Regions from separate parts of the Homo sapiens genome. Here region 1 is linked to region 2. Evidence: read pairs that join two places in POLR2A ChIA-PET (ENCODE). Cell type or tissue: PC-9. All regions are shown on one strand. Each heading gives the region's core, and the rest is flanking DNA. Links, peaks and the distances in the headings are about the cores only. Region 1 holds the start of LINC02571 (long intergenic non-protein coding RNA 2571). Region 2 overlaps HSPA1A (heat shock protein family A (Hsp70) member 1A).

The links. ChIA-PET counts read pairs that join two places held together with the same protein. Peaks named below come from ENCODE experiments on the same cell type or tissue, not always from the same donor. Only the 100,000 strongest peaks of a DNase experiment are listed, where the experiment ranks them.
Region 1: POLR2A ChIA-PET joins it to region 2 with 12 read pairs; 2 of 35 experiments call an interaction of 5 or more read pairs at or near these places.

What each region holds. Positions count from the first base shown.
Region 1 is chr6:31,300,947-31,309,275 of GRCh38, reverse strand. LINC02571 (long intergenic non-protein coding RNA 2571) reads left to right here and starts at 7,639. Exons shown (of 4, transcript NR_149115.1): 1 at 7,639-7,804. It overlaps LOC112267902 (a long non-coding RNA gene), which reads left to right and starts at 682. Exons shown (of 5, transcript XR_926691.3): 1 at 682-1,477; 2 at 1,850-1,939; 3 at 2,421-2,498; 4 at 7,422-7,517. In PC-9, for the core only: no CTCF peak of the experiment used is centred there; no DNase peak of the experiment used is centred there; H3K27me3 peaks cover 2,727 bases.
Region 2 is chr6:31,817,737-31,826,065 of GRCh38, reverse strand. It overlaps HSPA1A (heat shock protein family A (Hsp70) member 1A), which reads right to left. Exons shown (of 1, transcript NM_005345.6): 1 at 8,124-8,329. Among named protein-coding and RNA genes, the nearest start is that of HSPA1B, 5.8 kb to the left of the region's middle. RefSeq lists an enhancer at 3,096-4,295. In PC-9, for the core only: no CTCF peak of the experiment used is centred there; DNase peaks (open chromatin) are centred at 625, 3,815, 4,625, 7,985 and 2 weaker places; H3K4me3 peaks cover 6,617 bases; H3K27ac peaks cover 8,000 bases.

The DNA of each region.
Region 1 (8,329 bases), core at 179-8,178, 520 kb after region 2:
AAAGCCACAGCTCTGAAGATTTCCCTCTCCTGAGAATTCTGCAGGGGTTTCCCTGACCTCATGGCCACCTCTCACCCTTGGCTCTTGTTTTTCCCCCAGGACTGATAAGGGCGTCCAGATGGGACGCCTTTATCAGTTGGTCTCGGGTTCTAGAGAAGCCATCAGAGTCAGTGGAGGATGAGCTTCATAAAGTGGGAGATCTCCAGGATCCTTCCTGGACTCCAAGATACCCAGAGAAGCCGGATCCTGTGTCCCGGAACCCCCTTCCTGTTCCTTTGTGGGCCCTGACCTTAGGGAGAACTGGGCTGGTGAGAAGATCAGGATGAACTGGGCTGGGGAGGCAAGAGGGAAAGGGCGGCTTGGAGGGCTTAGTAGCTCCTCTCGCGGCGCCTCCGTCCCGGGCTGGGATCTGCAGACTCCTCAGGTCACTTCTCCCAGAGCCGCCGCCCCAAGCCACCCTCCCCTGGTTCCCGTCCCTCTGTCCCCTCCCCAGCTCCCCCCACACAGTAAGAAGCTCCCAAGTGAGCGGCTCCGGTGCCGGGCGGGACGTGGGAGGGAGGCTGTGTCCCCGCGGGGAGGCAGGGCGACGGCGTCCAGGAGAGAGGCGAGCGGGGCGGCGTCCCAGGCACCCTGCGCCTCTCCCGCCCGCAATGTGCGGGTTCCCGGAGCCCAGGCCCGCACCCCGGGTACTTGAAGGCCGCCGGGCTCCGCCTTCACCACGTGGGCCCTGAGTTCCTCCGCGGCGCCTTCGTGGGCGACACGCGATTCCTGAGCTTCCACAGCCGCGGCGAGAATCAGAGCGTGAAGCGCGGGTGGAGAAGATGGCACAGGGCTGTGGGCGCCCTGAGGAAAGTTCTCGAAGACCGCAGGGAATGTGTTACTGAGGGGCCTGAGGTTCCTGGGCCCGCACCACCACCAGGGTCAGCCGGTGAGTGACCTCAGACTCCGGGCACAGGTGTGCCCCGCCCCGACCCCAGAGTGACCAGCCCGGTTCTCCCAGGGATGGGGGGGCGGGGCCTCAGCTGATCCCTCTCAGGTGGGGAAGCGCTGGGGCCATTTTGCTCCAGGTTTCTCCTTCAATCTGGATCATGACTGACTTGTTCTGTGACCAATGACAGAGGGAGGAAGGAGCTGGGGTGGGCGGGGCGACCTCCCTCCCCTCCCTGGCCCCGCCTCCGGCTCACCCTGGGGCAGGTCCAGGGCACCGCACCTGCAGATGCTGCTGTCTGGCTGGGTGGTGGCTCCGGACAGGAGCTTCCTCGAAGGACACTTTAAGTCCGCCTACGACAAGGAGATTTCATGTCCCTGAACGAGGACCTGCAGACCTGGACAGCGGCTCAAAGAGCGGCTTGGAGGATCCATCACACCTGGGAGAGGTTCTGGACCGCGGAGGCCACAAGGGAAGCCCCGATGGGTCACTGCACTAGGTGGCTGCTCAGACACCTGGAGCATGGCAAGGAGATGATGCTGCCGGCAGGTACTGGGGTCCTCCAGGCCCCACGTCAGGACCTCTTGGAGCTGGAATTATGTTCCTTGGAGGCATCCATATTTGAGGAAAGAGGAGACCGAACAGTCTCCGTCTCCTCCTCCTCCTCCTTCTCCTCCTCCGTCGCCGCCTCCTCCTCCTCCTCCCTACTGCGGGGTTGGGGATTCTGGCCCAGGCTCCTGAGGCTCTCCCATGGGTGGGTGGGGAGGGAGGACAGAGAAGAAGGAGTGCAGGGAGGTAAATAGGAAAGGACAGTAGTTACCCTTGTCAACAGTGATGTACTTGGGTCTAGCTTCACCGGGAATCTTTTTCTTTCCTGGCCCTCTGTGCCCAACAATTACATATAATCTTTAACCCAACCAGAAGATAAAACACCAGGAAACGGAATCGGCAGAGACACAGTAGATGAAAGTACCACGAAGGACTGCTAGGTTCTAATAGAAAGTAGCAGATGTGAGTATCAAAAGTTATAAACCTTTTTGCAAATCAGAAAAGAAACAGACTTTTTTTTTTTTTTTTTTTTTTTTTTTTTTTTTTTGAGACGGAGTCTCTCTCTGTCACCCAGGCTGGAGTGCAGTGGCGCGATCTCAGCTCACTGCAAGCTCCGCCTCCCAGGTTCACGCCATTCTCCTGCCTCAGCCTCCCGAGTAGCTGGGACTACAGGCGCCCGCCACTACGCCCGGCTAATTTTTTGTATTTTTAGTAGAGACGGGGTTTCACTGTGTTAGCCAGGATGGTCTCGATCTCCTGACCTCATGATCCGCCCGCCTCGGCCTCCCAGAGTGCTGGGATTACAGGCGTGAGCCACCGCGCCTGGCCGAAAAAGACATTTTAAGACTGAAAAGTGGTATCACCAATGTTAGAACCAAAAAACTGGACCTGAGGGTGCATCACCCGAGGGGGTTAAGTTAAACTCTGTCCCTGTTCCTTCTAGAGCCCCGTGGAGATTCCTGCTGTGCAGCAAAGCCTGGGAGGGGCCCTTGGCTGTGGAAGGCAGGCTGAGACGTCATAGGTGAGATAGGAGGAAGGGGACCTGCTGGACTCCCGGAGGCCTGGTACCCAGGGAAGGCCAGTTCCTAGGGCTGCCTCTGGACTTCAGAACCTTGATGTTAAGTCAGATTTTCCCGCTCCTCCATGAGCTTCCAGGAGCAGGGCCACATGGGGCTCAGAAAGTCCCACAGTGCCTAGGAAGTGGGTCTGTCTCTTGTGGGACAAAAATTCTCAGGTCTTTCTCTTTCAGATTCTTAAATTTCTTAAAAGAGATTGAACTGGAATTACCCAGGCCCCAAACTGAATCAAGGAATTGGGACTGTGTAATGTGTGTGTGTCTGTCTGTGCACATGTGGATGTATAAACAGGTATGGGCATCTATGTGTATGTGCGTGTTTATAAGTGCGTATATGTATGTATCTGTACATATTTATGTATATAAGCAGGTATGGGTATGTATGTGTGTATGTGTGTGTGTTACTCTGTGACTTCCTCATACTTGGCACCACCCTGGCCTTTTCCTGGTTGCCCCCCACACCATAGGTTGTAGGGGACAGAACAGCGCTCCACCTGCAGGCATAGAACGGGGGTCAGGATAAGTGTTGGGGAGAGCTGGTTTCATCACACCTGGAATAAGGAAACAGGACCTAAATGGATGGGTCCCACTCTTTTACAGAATTGTACCTTAAAAAAAGTGTCAGTCACGTTCCTAAGGGATTTACATGAATTAAATCATTTAAACCTCACAAGAGCCCTATGACCTAGAGACAGCTATCAGCCCCATTTTACAGACAAGGAAACTGAGGTCACTAGGAAGTTTAGTAACTGTCAATGGGCTGACTCATGACTCTAAGGAGACAGTCTGACTGCTGAGCCCAAGTAACTGCTCTGTCATACTCACCCTCACACCCACCTACTACTGGCTCCCTGTGGGTCACCTCCTCCTGTGGGCTCTGACCAGCTTCCCTTTCTTCTCCAGGCACAGAGACTGGACTGAAGTCTATTGCATTTGCCACAGTCCCGACTGGGGAGTCATGGGGTTGAAGTGACCCATAGGCTGATGGAGTGTGCTTGCTGGATGCGGGGGAAAGGGAGATTTATATCTGCCCTGGAGGGAGTCAATGGTGTTTGCATCATGGCATATGAGGTGCACTATCTAGAATGCTGAAGGGTAAAGACCAGCAGGGGCCATGCAGAGTCTATTCATCACGGTTTTATTTCACAGCCTGCATGGGCCTGAGAGTGGTGGGGTGTTCACTCATCTCCATCCAATCCCTACTGGTTCCTGACCTCTCTTCTTCCAACTGGTAATACCTGCACTCAAGGTTGAACCATGAGGAGGAGTCTACCCACACCCCACACTTCCTCCTCTCTGCCTGCCACTCCCTAGTGGGGCCTCCTGGATGGTGTGAGAGGAGAGTGACGGAGATAGTAAGAGAACTTGACATTCACACTGGTAAAGAGAAAGTGGGATGTCAACCTATGAGAAAGATAAGGGCTGCCACAGGGAAGGGGATGAGATAAGTTCTAACTGGCCCCAAGGGTCGCTTAACTCAGTGAAAGCTGTGGGAGGTGTTTTCAGCTATCCATTGCTATGTAAGAAATTGCCACAAACTTAGCAGCTTACAACAACACACATGTATTATCCCACATTTCTATGGGTCAGGAATCCAGACACAGCTATGCAGCTTTCTCACATGATTTTCATCAGAGTGCCATGGCTGGGTCTTATCTGGAGGCTGAACTGGGGAAGGATCCACTTCCAAGCTCAAGCAATTGTTGGCAGGATTCATTCCTCCATGCCTGTTAGACTGACAGCCTCAGTTCCTTACTGGCTGGTGGCCAGAGGCTGACTTCAGTTCCTTGCCACATGGGCCTTTCTGCTTCATCAAAACTTGCAAACAAAGAAGGTAGAAGACAGAGTCATCTAGTAATACAGAAGTGCGGCTGTAATATGACCTCATCACGGAAGTGACATCATTTTTGTCACTTTCTATTGGTTAGAAGCAAGTTTAGGCCCCATCGGTTCTCAGCTGGATGAGATGCCAAGAGACAGGATCACCGGGCATCATCTTAGGGTCTCTATACACAGGCTGGACCATGACTGAACAAGATCATTACAAACCCGGGTCCTGGACTGGGCCAGATGATCTGCAGAGCTGAGCTGTGTTTATGAAATCGAATCCCTGGAAACAAAAATCAAGAGACGCCCACTGGAAAGGCTGGTCTTGCATTCTGTGTGAAAGCTAAGATGGCGTTCTCTCCAAATGTTTTTCTCTATTACTTTTCAAACCTCCTGCATCTGTAAAGAAGCAGCACCACTAAACCTATCTGGTTTTTTTTTCATTCGAGTGTCATACTGTTAGGCAAATCTTCTGCTTTCACTATTTCTTCAAGCTTGTTTTCATGCAGAATCCCACGAACTTCTGGTAATTACACTTTATTGATTTCTTTTCCTTCACTCAGTTTATTTTTTAGTGATTTTATTTCTCTTGTATGGATAAATTAGTCCATTTAATTAGGGAATTTGTGTCTTCTAAAGAAATATTTCTACTATTTTTTGGACCATATGGGCTAAGATCCTCTTGCCAAGCCTCAGCTCACTTCCCACATGGACACGACAAAATTACTGGGGGTCCTGGAAAGTCGGGGATTGGCATAGTTCTTAAGCAGGATCAGACATGTAAGTCACAAAGATATGAGGCAGATACCTTTGATTTCCTTATGACCCTGATGACAGCATACCTGGCACTCAATACCTGTCTGTAGAGGTGAACTCAACTAAACTCCTCCCTGATCACTCAATACCATGTGAGCCCAAGGACCTCTTATGTCATGGGCCAAATTCCCTTGTTTTATGTCATTTTTCCAGATGGAGTGCTGTTCACATGGGGACCTTTCTCCTTTTCCACCTCATTTTCCATGTGTGAAACACTGGGTCTTGATTACTCAGATCTCTCAGGGTCCTTTCTACCTTTTCCTCCATCCTAACATTCTCCCTACAGTTCCTGCCAGGGTTTCCCCGAACCTCTTCTTCTCCATGTATTCAGTCTAGCATCTCTCAGTTCATTCTTCACACTTCACCAAAGTGATATTCTGGAATGCAGATCTGATCAAGGTTCTTCCTGACTTCAGTGCTGCCAGTGCTGCACATTGTCCTCGGATAAAAGCCAAAGGTTCTCCCCAACCCCACAAGCCTTAGTCATTGAATCTGCTCACTGCTCCAAGCTTGCTTTTTGCCCCTGTGCTCCTCTTTCTCTAATCTCTACCCTGAACTGCTGACAGTTCCCCCAGACTCCCTGTGTGTTCTTTCTTCTGAGCCTTTGTTTGTGATACTGATTCCCTAAAAGATTTCTCCTGCCATTCACCTGGATTAACTGTGTTCCTCATCCAGTTCTCTGTTTAGACATTGCATCCTCTTGGAAGCAGTTTTCCCGCACTAATTATAGTAGCCTGCATTTAGCTGTTTTTTTAGTCCCCTTGTGGAATCTTTGATGTTTCACTCATTGAGGCCTAGGAGACCCTGACACATAGTAACTGCCTAATAAATGTTTGCTAAATAAATGTGGGGTTCACCATGAGATACCACGTTATACATGCAAGAATGGCATTAATTTGGCTGGGCGCGGTGGCTCAAGTCTGTAATCCCAGCACTTTGGGAGGCCAAAGCAGGCAGATCACGAGATCAGGAGATCGAAACCATCCTGGCTAACACGGTGAAACCCTGTCTCTACCAGAAATACAAAAAATTATCTGGGCGTGGTGGCATGCACCTGTAGTCCCAGCTACTCGGGAGGCTGAGGCAGGAGAATTGCTGGAACCTGGGAGGTGGAGGTTGCAGGGAACCAAGATCATACCACTGCACTCCAGCCTGGGAGACAGAGTGAGATTCTGTCTCAAAAAAAAAAAAATGGCATTAATTAAAAAGTCAAAAAACAATAGATGTTGGCATGGATGGATTACACTGCTGGTTGTGAGAATGTAAATTAGTACAACTACTATGGAAAACAGTATGGAGATTCCTTAAAGAACTAAAACTAGATCTATCATTTGATCCAGCAATCCCACTACTGGGTATCTACCCAAAGGAAAATAAGTCATTATATGAAAAAGACACATGCACACGCATGTTTATAGCAACACAATTCATAATTGCAGGGATGTGGAACCAGCCTAAGTGCTCATTGACCAACCAGTGGCTAAAGAAAGTGTGGTGTATGTACACCATGGATTACTACTCAGCCATAAAAAGGAATGAAATAATGCCTTATGTAGCAACTTGGATGGAGCTGGAGGCCATTATCCTAAGTGGAGTAACTCAGGAATGGAAAAACCAAATACTGAATGTTCTCACTTATAAATGAGAGCTAAGCTATGAGGACACAAAAACATACAAAATGACATAATGGACTCTAGGGGCTTGTTGGTGGAGGTTGGGAATAGGGTGAGGGATAAAAGGCAACACTGGGTACAGAGTACACTGCTCGGGTGATGGTGCACCAAAATCTCAGAATTCACTACTAAAGAACTCACACACATAACCAAAAACTACCTGTCCCCCAAAAACTATTGAAATAAAAAAATTTTTTAGATAAATGTGGGGTTGATTTGTAATTTAAAATTTATTTTGAATAGCTAATACAAGAACAATATTTAAAAGATTATAATAATAAAAATGTGTATAGTGTGCAAAGCAAATTTCGTTCTCCACCCCATCCACAATTCTTCCAAATTCCTTGCCTGGATGCAACCACTGTTACCAGTTTCAGCAAGAAATTAAGACAGAAATTAAAGTTCTGCTCCTCATAATAATCACGATCAATTATCCCTGCTTATACAGTAACCCCTCCTTTTCCCAACAGCCTCCTAGCATGAGGAACCCAAATTGAACAGGTAACAAACATACCCCTAAACGTAATGTAACTTGTACTCTGTTCCATGGTAGGAACTTCCTTCTCTGGGATCCCAAACTCCTAGACCAGCTGAGTACGTTGAGGGGATGGGAAGCACCAACACCCCACGCGGGTTACCGGAAGTGCTGGTGAGTATAGTCATTCCTTCTTCCAGCACTGGTGGTTAGAGACTTACTTACTCTACCTGTTGGAGACTTGGCACTATGTAACAGCTGCTGCCATAGCCTAAGTGTATGCTTCATCCTGAAGGACATTACCCATCCTGATAGGATGTGATCTTCAAGATAAAACCCAGCTGCACCCTCAAGAGACCATTCCACTGCTCTATCAGCTGGCAGCGTGTGTGATGCAGTATGGGGTAGAACCAGGAGATCTCATGGTCGTGTGCCCACTACCAGACAGCGTTCGCTATAAAGTAGGTCCCTTAGTCTGGGGCAATGTTATGTGGTTCCCCTATTAGAAGATCATACATATGTGAGCCCTTAGATAACGTTTCTGAGTGTGGCACTATGGGAAGAAAGAACAAACTCATACCGCTAATACAAGGCAAGCTAAATCTGACAGAACCCCTGCCTTTTTCATTGTGAAAAAGTAAGAGTAGAATCAATTTGCCATCAAATTGCTCATTGGCCTCCATAAGCAAAGGTAATCTGTTGGAGTTTATTTATCGTTGGAAGGTAGGTTGTGACAATAACCACGTCAGCCATGCTGAAGGGAGCCCAAGCCTTGGGACCCACCCACAGTGCATCTCTTCCACCATAGATACTGCTTTCAAGAGCCTGTTTCATGAGCACTGGGATGGTTAAGGACAGAGGCTGGCTGATGTGTACCAAATGATTCATCCTGTACACCTGGTTGTTTAGACTACTTGTATAGAGGGTAATTTTTGCTGAGTATTAACATCTGATACAAAAGATCCAAGCACTTTGTATCTACTGTA
Region 2 (8,329 bases), core at 179-8,178:
ATAGCTGGAATTACAGGATGTGCCACCACGCCGGGCTAATTTTTGTATTTTTAATAGAGACAGGGTTTCGCCATGTTGGCCAGGCTGAATGTGTCTAAGTTTTTATCCTAGATTCCAACTTCCTGCGGATTCTCCTTCCTCCTGTTTTAAATACGGTTGCATTTAGTAATTTACTTTCCCTTTGTTTTTTTCCTTCATTCTTAGTGTGAATGCAAGACCCTTTGTTAGGCGTCTGAAAGGAAAATGTGAGGGGGTTGAAGCAATAGTACTGTGTTTACAACCTACCACAAAAAAAAAAAAGAAAAGAAAAAAAAAATAGCCTCATTGCCATGGCGATATTCCTTGAGCACAAATGAAAGGAAGAAGTTACTGATGAAGGAATAATCCTGTTTTTAAACACTTTGCTCAATTGGCACTTTTCATATGCACACCTGCACACACACACCTGTCCACTATCAAAACACCTCTTCCTGGAATTTAAGGGTATTCATTTGTTTATAATTCACTGATCTAAACTCATGTTGCAAATAAATTGCTTTAACAATATGTGTGTGTCTGTATGTGCAGGTAGGTGATAACTTTCACATTCAGCTTTAGCTCCCTAATGAATCACCTCTCTAAACTAGTCAAACCGGTCAAACTTCAGGAATTTTCCCAAACATTTCTCTATGAAATGTCTGGCTGGAGATTCTCCCAAACTATGTTCATCTTAGCTGCACAGTGTATCAACACTTCCAGAGACCCTTAACCTCACCCCTCCCTCTGGAAACTTCCTCACCATCAACTGCTACTACTGGCAGGTCTGGATTCATTCCTTCCCTCCTTCCAAATCCACAATTTAAAAGGCCAGCACAGTGGCTCACACCTGTAATCCCAGCACTTTGGGAGGCCGAAGCAGCAGATCACCTGAGGTCAGAAATTCGAGACCAGCCTGACCAACATGGAGAAAGCCGGTCTCTACTAAAAATACCAAAAAAAAAAAAAAAAAAAATTACCTGGGCATGGTGGCGCATGCCTGTAATCCCAGCTACTTGGGAGTCTGAGGCAGGAGAATCATTTGAACCCAGGAGGCGGAGGTTGCGGTGAGCCGAGATCGCGCCACTGCACTCCAGCCTGGGCAACAAGAGCGAAACTCCTTCTCAAAAATAAAATACTTCTCTGATTCTGCTGAGAAACATAAAAAGTGGGGAGTGGGGGGTGGGAGAGGGGGAGAAAAAACCTCTCTATTGGCATGAAGCAAAGGGCATCACTGTCTCAACTGCCTAGCAAGTAGATGTGGTGTTGGGACCCCAAATCTTGGGTGCTCTCTGGATAGCAGAAAAATCCAATATAAATGCTGTTTTTCTTCAATCAGTCACACTAGTCAGAGTCTACAGTGCTATAGTTGACCTAGCTTTTAAGTGAAGCCTCTGTGGACTAGACTGGAAACCCACACATACATATTCCTTGTCCATTTCCTGACAAGGAGAGGGTCACCTGAATTTTCTTTTTTTTTTCTTTTTTTTTTTTTTGAGACAGAGTCTTGCTCTGTCGCCCAGGCTGGAGTGCAATGGCACAGTCTTGGCTCACTGCAACCTCCACCTCCCAGGTTCAAGCGATTCTCCTGCCTCAGCCTCCTGAGTGGCTGGGATTACAGGTGCACACCACCACGCCTGGCTAATTTTTGTATTTTTAGTAGAGAGGGGGTTTCGTCATGTTGGCCAGTCTGGTCTCGAACTCCTGACCTCAAGTGATCCGCCCGTCTGGGCCGCCCAAAGTGCTGGAATTACAGGCATGAAGCACCACGCCGGCCTTTTCTTTCCTTTCAGACTGGATGCTTCCCAAGGCAGAAATCCAGTCACAAGTTTAATTGCTGTCTAAGGTGAATATATAAGAACCCCAGGAGATTTTTCAGAACTTTAATGTGATTAATTTCAGAATTAGGTTTTTATTGGATTCTGTGTTTGGAAGGATCAGAGCTCAGAGTCCCCAAAGTGAAAGCCAGGTTAGATGCTTTCAAAGGGACAAGAGAACTGAAGAGGGAGTGCCAAGAACATAATTGCTACAGCAGTGTGGGGTAAGACAGCCTTCTTCAGGCTGACGCTGCAGGGTCTTTTCCTTCCTTCTCCCTCTCCTTTTTATAGTTCCTCAAACAGTAGTTTTCTTAATTTTGTTCATTTTAAAAGATGGTATAGGCCGGGCGCGATGGCTCATGCATGTAATCCCAGCACTTTGGGAGGCCGAGATGGGTGGATCACCTGAGATCAGGAGTTCAAGACCAGCCCGGCAAACATGGCAAAACCCCTTCTCTCCTAAAAACACAAAAATTAGCCGGACGTGGTGGTGCACATCTGTAATCCCAGCTACTCAGGAGCTGAGGCAGGAGAATCACTTGAACCTGGGAGGTGGAGGTTGCAGTGAGCTGAGATCGCACCACTACACTCCAGTCTGGGTGACAGAGCAAGACTCTGTCTCAAAAAAATAATAAATTAAAAAAAAAAGCTGTTATAATTTTAAGTTTATCCAAATGAACTTAAATGAAAGCAAAAGAGTTAATTGATATGAAATCTAGAGGCAGGCATTCTTAACTGAATGAATGACAAATGCTTCAATGACAAAGAGAACCCTGGCCATTTCTAGCAGCATGGAAAGAAAAAATCTGGGAAGGGAAAATCCTGGATTTGCATCTGCGCTCTACTTCTTTGGTGAGGCTGTTTTTCTTTTCAACAAGGAAGTACTTGTACATTGACTAAATAACACAAGTTTCGACGTGTTCATCTCTAAAACATAATTAACAATAACTGAACTGCGTGTGGTGACTCAGGTCGGTAATCCCAGTGCTTTAGGAAGCCAAGGCAGGCACTTGAACTCAGAAGTCCAAGATCAGCCTGGGCAACATAGTGGGACACCATCTCTACTAAAAACTTTACAAGTTAGCTGGGCGTGGTGGCAGGTGCCTGTAGTCCCAGCTACTTGGGAGGCTGAGGCAGGAGGATCGCTTGAGCACAAGAGGTCAAGGCTGCAGTGAGCTATGATCACGCCACTGCATTCCAGCCTGGGAGACAGAGATCCTGTCTCGAATAAAAAAATTTTTTTTCCCTACATGATCAAAGAGAATATGATCTTCTCCCTCCTTTTATTGGGGATCCCATACTCTCGGATATGACTCGTAGTCATTCTTATTTAGGTGTTTAAAAGTTGGGGACCATTATTAGGACTACAGCTGCTTTCAGCTTAATGTAAAAACTGTCCTAAGATCTGCGGGCACAGGCCATTCAGTCAAACCTTTTCATTTTCAAAGACAGCACCAAGGATCAAAGAAGTTCAGTGGCTTGATCTGGTTACCCAGATGACAGGTTACAGAACCGGTGATTGGACCCACGGGTTCTGACACTCATTTTGTACTCCTTCCCACATTGGCTCATCAACCTAACTGGGTTTTGTTTGCTTTTAATTTTGTGGTTAGACCTAATTGTTTTATTCTCTAAAGAGGAAAACAAATGAATACAGTGTTGGCCTCTGCGAGCATTAAGGGCACCACGGGTATGTGATCAGCCAGGGACTCCCGTCCTGGCTGCTGCTCTGCTCTTCGGACTCAAGACCATGGCCCCTACAAGCTCTTGCCTTCCCCACCTTCCAGCTCTCCCAGCCCTGCCTCTCCTTTCCGATAGAACAGATTGCTCAAGCAGAAAGAGGGGAAAGGAGGGGGGAGCCCCGTTACTAGGGCAAGGTTGGCATATAGTTCACAGAATCTTCCGGACGTTAAATATAGAGTCCTGACTAACCTTGATGTTTTAGGGCCGGCTGGCGAGAGGAGGGAGAGACTCGGGTGGCGCAGTTTGTTGGGGAGTGTCCCTAAGAATGACACAGCAGTTCTCGCCTTGAAGGTCAGAAAACTCTAGAAACTTCGGGCAGAGCCAGCGACGGGGGAAAAAGCCTCAGCCAAAGGGGAGGAAAGGTGGGGAGTGCGGGGGGGGGGCGGGGGGAGAAAAGGCGGGGCCGCTGGGGCCTGAGGGCGGGGCTGGCTTCGGGGCTGCCTATCCGACTCCTGCGTTTTCTGATGTTTTTTTTTTTCCAAAAAGGGATTAAAGGAGGAAAGAAAGGACCTTTCGAGTTTCTCTCATACTAGGTGATTTACAAGACGAAAATATTGGAGAATTTTGTAACTTTCATACAACTAAATCAGATGCATTGGGTGGCCAGAGGCGAGAAGAGAAGGTCCCCACCGCCCACGGCCAGCGCGCACCCGTCTGCGCGGGGACGCGCGACTGATGGGAGAGTAGGGGATGGAGTCGGTTGGCTTTTGCCTACAGCCAGCTCAGCGCCCCGTTCTAGTCCCTCGCCCCGTGAGGCATCAGGAGAGTAAGAAAATTAGACCCTCAGGAGTGATTCTCGGTTGCTGGGCTCCTCCGTAGTCCCAGCCTGTGAACCTGCTCCAGCCCTCCTCTGGTGCCCTCCCTTCTAATTTTTTTTTTTTTCACTTTTTTTTGAGGCAGGGTCTCGCTTTGTCGCCCAGACTGGAGTGCAGTGGCGCAATCACGGCTCACTGCAGCCTCAAGCGATCCTCCCGCCCCAGCCTCCCGGGTAGCTGGGACTCCAGGCCCGCGCCACCACGCCCTGCTCCTCTCTCCTCCAATTCTTGATCGGGCTGGACGTGGGCCAGCGGGGTGGGGCGGGTTTAACTCCGTGTCTGGAATGCTCCGCTGCCCTACCCCTCAAACATCCCTTTAAATGGTGGTGCTAGGAAAGGACGAGGGCCCGGTGGGTTTACTCCCTCTGGCTGAACTACACCTGATAGATACCTCAGGGGCGTTTCCCAAGGGGATGGATTTAGATCAGTTAGCAGGAGGAATGGTGGCTGTCACAATTTTTTATATTCACGTAAGGATCGCTCCCTCAGAAATCGCCAATATTGGCTCCCCCAAGAAATAACCTCATTTCCTTTTTTAGCCTAAAGCCGTATTATTTCTGCCCACTTCTCTCACATCTATAAAATACTGTAGTTAATTTTTTGTTTTGGTACCTTTTTTGTCTTTTTGAGGATGACAAGAACTCTTGAAGACCAGGAATAACAGTAAGTGTATATGTTATAAAATAAAATCCTGGGTTCAAAGCCATATAAAATCAAATTTATTATCATAGCCTGCTGCCTTCTGAGGCCTGGTATAGGAAGGTAGGAGGTGATTGGAATTGAGAAGATATTTATATTTGTTTTTCCACACCTGCAGTTATTTTTCCTGTTGCACTTTCCTCCCTCAAAGTTCCTCTGCTCCTCAAAACATCACTCCGTTTATGGGTGGCACTGCATTCTCTTTGCTAATTCCACAGCTCCCTCAACGTCTTTTCTTGAGGTTACAAAGTGAATATTTCAAGGTACAGTACTCTGTGCTAGGGTATGCAGGCAAACAATTTTTTTTTTTTTTTTTTTTTTGGAGACGGAGTCTTGCTCTGTCGCCCAGGCTGCAGTGCAGTGGCACGATCTCGGCTCACTGCAACCTCCACCTCCCGGGTTCAAGTGAGTCTCCTGCCTCAGCCTCCTGAGTAGCTGGGATTACAGGCGCCCACCACCACGCCTAGCTAATTTTTGTATTTTTAGTAGAGGTGGGGTTTCACCATCTTGGCCAGGCTTGTCTTGAACTCCTGACCTAGTGAGCCACCCGCCTCGGCCTCCCAGAGTGCTGGGATTACAGGCATGAGCCACCACGCCCGGCCGACAAGTAATAATTTTTACATATTTCTTGTTAAAACACCTACTAATAAGCTTGATAGGGCCATAGGAACTCTCTTATTGCCTCCATTCAATGTTATGTCTGATGACTTCTCTACTGTGTCAACAAAGGCATTTGGTAGGTCCTTCCCCATCTCCACCCTTTTCCAATTACCTTTTTCCCCACTCCATGCCACAGTAGTGGTAGTTGCTCCTGGTTTAGAGTCACTACAGGGTCTGCAGATCAGAGTCACAAATGCTACTGCAGCTCTGAAGGGGAGAGGAGGTCCTATAGCAAAGGCATATTCCCATGAAGATTGATTTACATTGTGGCCAGAGTCCACAGTACTACAGTTTAACTACCATAAGAGATAAATGTTCCTCTGTAGACTGGCCTGGAAACCTAAGCATTTCATATTTATTTTCTATTTTCAAACTTCCAAAGCAAGGTCTACCTTTATGTATCATTTCCCATAACACTGGATTTTCTTCATTAACAAGTATTTAGTGAATGGTTTGATGGGCTTTGAGGTACACATAAGCTCATAAAGTGCTTTAATGTAATATTGATACAATTGATTTTTTTTTCTTTTTTTTTTTTTTAGAGACAGGGTCTCACTCTGTTGCTCAGGCTGGAGTGCAGTGGTACAGTCATGGCTCACTGCAGCCTTGACCTTTACAATGTTATGCAACCGTCAACTCTGGTTCCAAAACATTTTCATCGCCCTTAGATACTATTTATTTATTTATTCACTGAGACAGAATTTCACTCATTGTTCAGGCTGGAGTGCAATGGCACGATCTTGGCTCACTGCAACATCCACCTCCTGGGTTCAACCGATTCTTCTGCCTCAGCCTCCCAAGTTGCTGGGATTATAGGTGCCCGCCACCACGCCCAGCTAATTTTTTGTATTTTTAGTAGAGATGGGGTTTCACCCTGTTGGCCAGGCTGGTCTTGAACTCCTGACCTCAGGTGATCCACCCACCTCGGCCTCCCAAAGTGCTGGGATTACAGGCATGAGCCACTGCGCCTGGCCGACACAATTTTTATTTTTTGAGATGGAGTCTCGCTCTGTCACCTAGGCTGGAGTGCAGTGGCGCAATCTCGGCTCACTGAAACCTCTGCCTTTGAGTTCAAACGATTCGCCTGCCTCAGCCTCCCGAATAGCTGGGATTACAGGCGCACACCATCGCGCCTGGCTGATTTTTGTACTTTTAGTGCAGGAGGTGGGTGGTGGGGGGGGTCCTCACCATGTTGGCCAGGCTGGTCTCGAACTCCTGACCTCAGGTGATCCGCCTGCCTCAGCCTCCCAAAGTGCTGGGATTACAGGCATGAGCCAGCACGCCCGGCCAGATACAATTCATTTTTAAAAGGGCTCACTCCGGGAGCTTTAAGGATTGTAGTGGGCGTTTTCCAAGGAGGAGGGAATTACTTCTAGGATGCTAGCGGCTGGGGCATGAAGCATCTCCAAGGGAAAGTGCATGGGAGTGAAGTCTGTAGGTCTTCCTGGCCCGGGTGCTCACTGGCGTACTTAAATTGTAGGTGATAACTGCTAAGAATGTGACATTTCTATTTCAGTATGCTTTCAGTCATGAGAGAGGCATCGAGCCAAACCCTTCCATTTTAAAAGATGACAACTAAAGCACATGTGTATAACTCAGCAAGCCAGTGAATGTACCCGTTTTTTCACTTTGAAATTTAGGACACTCCTTCCATTCCATGTTGAATCTAGATTAAGTATCAAGTCCATGAGCATATCAGGTGTACCTACAGGAGGTAGGAGCGCTGGCCTCCCATCTAACTGCATTCTTTTTGACCACTTTTGCAGAAACATCCCCGCCCCCCTCCCACCTCTTTTGAGACCAATCTTACACAAACATCACTTTAAGGCTACCCTCCCAGGTGTTAAACTTTTTCTGTACCCTCAGGCTAAACCCAATCAGCATCAACAAACTTTACTTTTTTGTGTGTGTGTGTGAGACGGAGTCTTGCTGTGATGCCCAGGCTAGAGTGCAATGGCGTGATCTCGGCTCACTGCTACCACTGCTTCCTGGGTTCACACGATTCTCCTGCCTCAGCCTCCCTGGGACTACAGGCACGCACCACCACGCCCAGCTAATTTTTGTGTTTTTAGTAGAGACAGGGTTTCACCACATTGGCCAGGTTGGTCTGGAACTCCTGACCTCAAGTGATCCGCCCACCTCAGCCTCCCAAAGTGCTGGGATTACAGGCTTGAGCCACCACTCCTGGCCAGAATCAAGAAGCTTTACTGGAGGATACCATTTGTCTAACACAAATGGATCACATTACAATAGTCACACCTCTGCAAAATCTGCCCTTACTGGAAGCAAAAATGCCATTCCATTTTAGACGCTATGGGAAAAACAACCTATGCAGACCCTACTGACCCCCAAATAAAGGAATAAAAGGCATCACTTGAATTTTAAAGTTTATTTACTTTGAAGTAACCAACTTAAAAAATGGCCTGAGTTAAGTGTATTAAAAAGAAGAAATAGTCGTAAGATGGCAGTATAAATTCATCTCTGCATGTAGAAACCGGAAAAAAAGCAAGTTCAGTACTTCACCAAAAAATTTCAACATTGCAAACACAGGAAATTGAGAACTGACAAACAGAAATACTA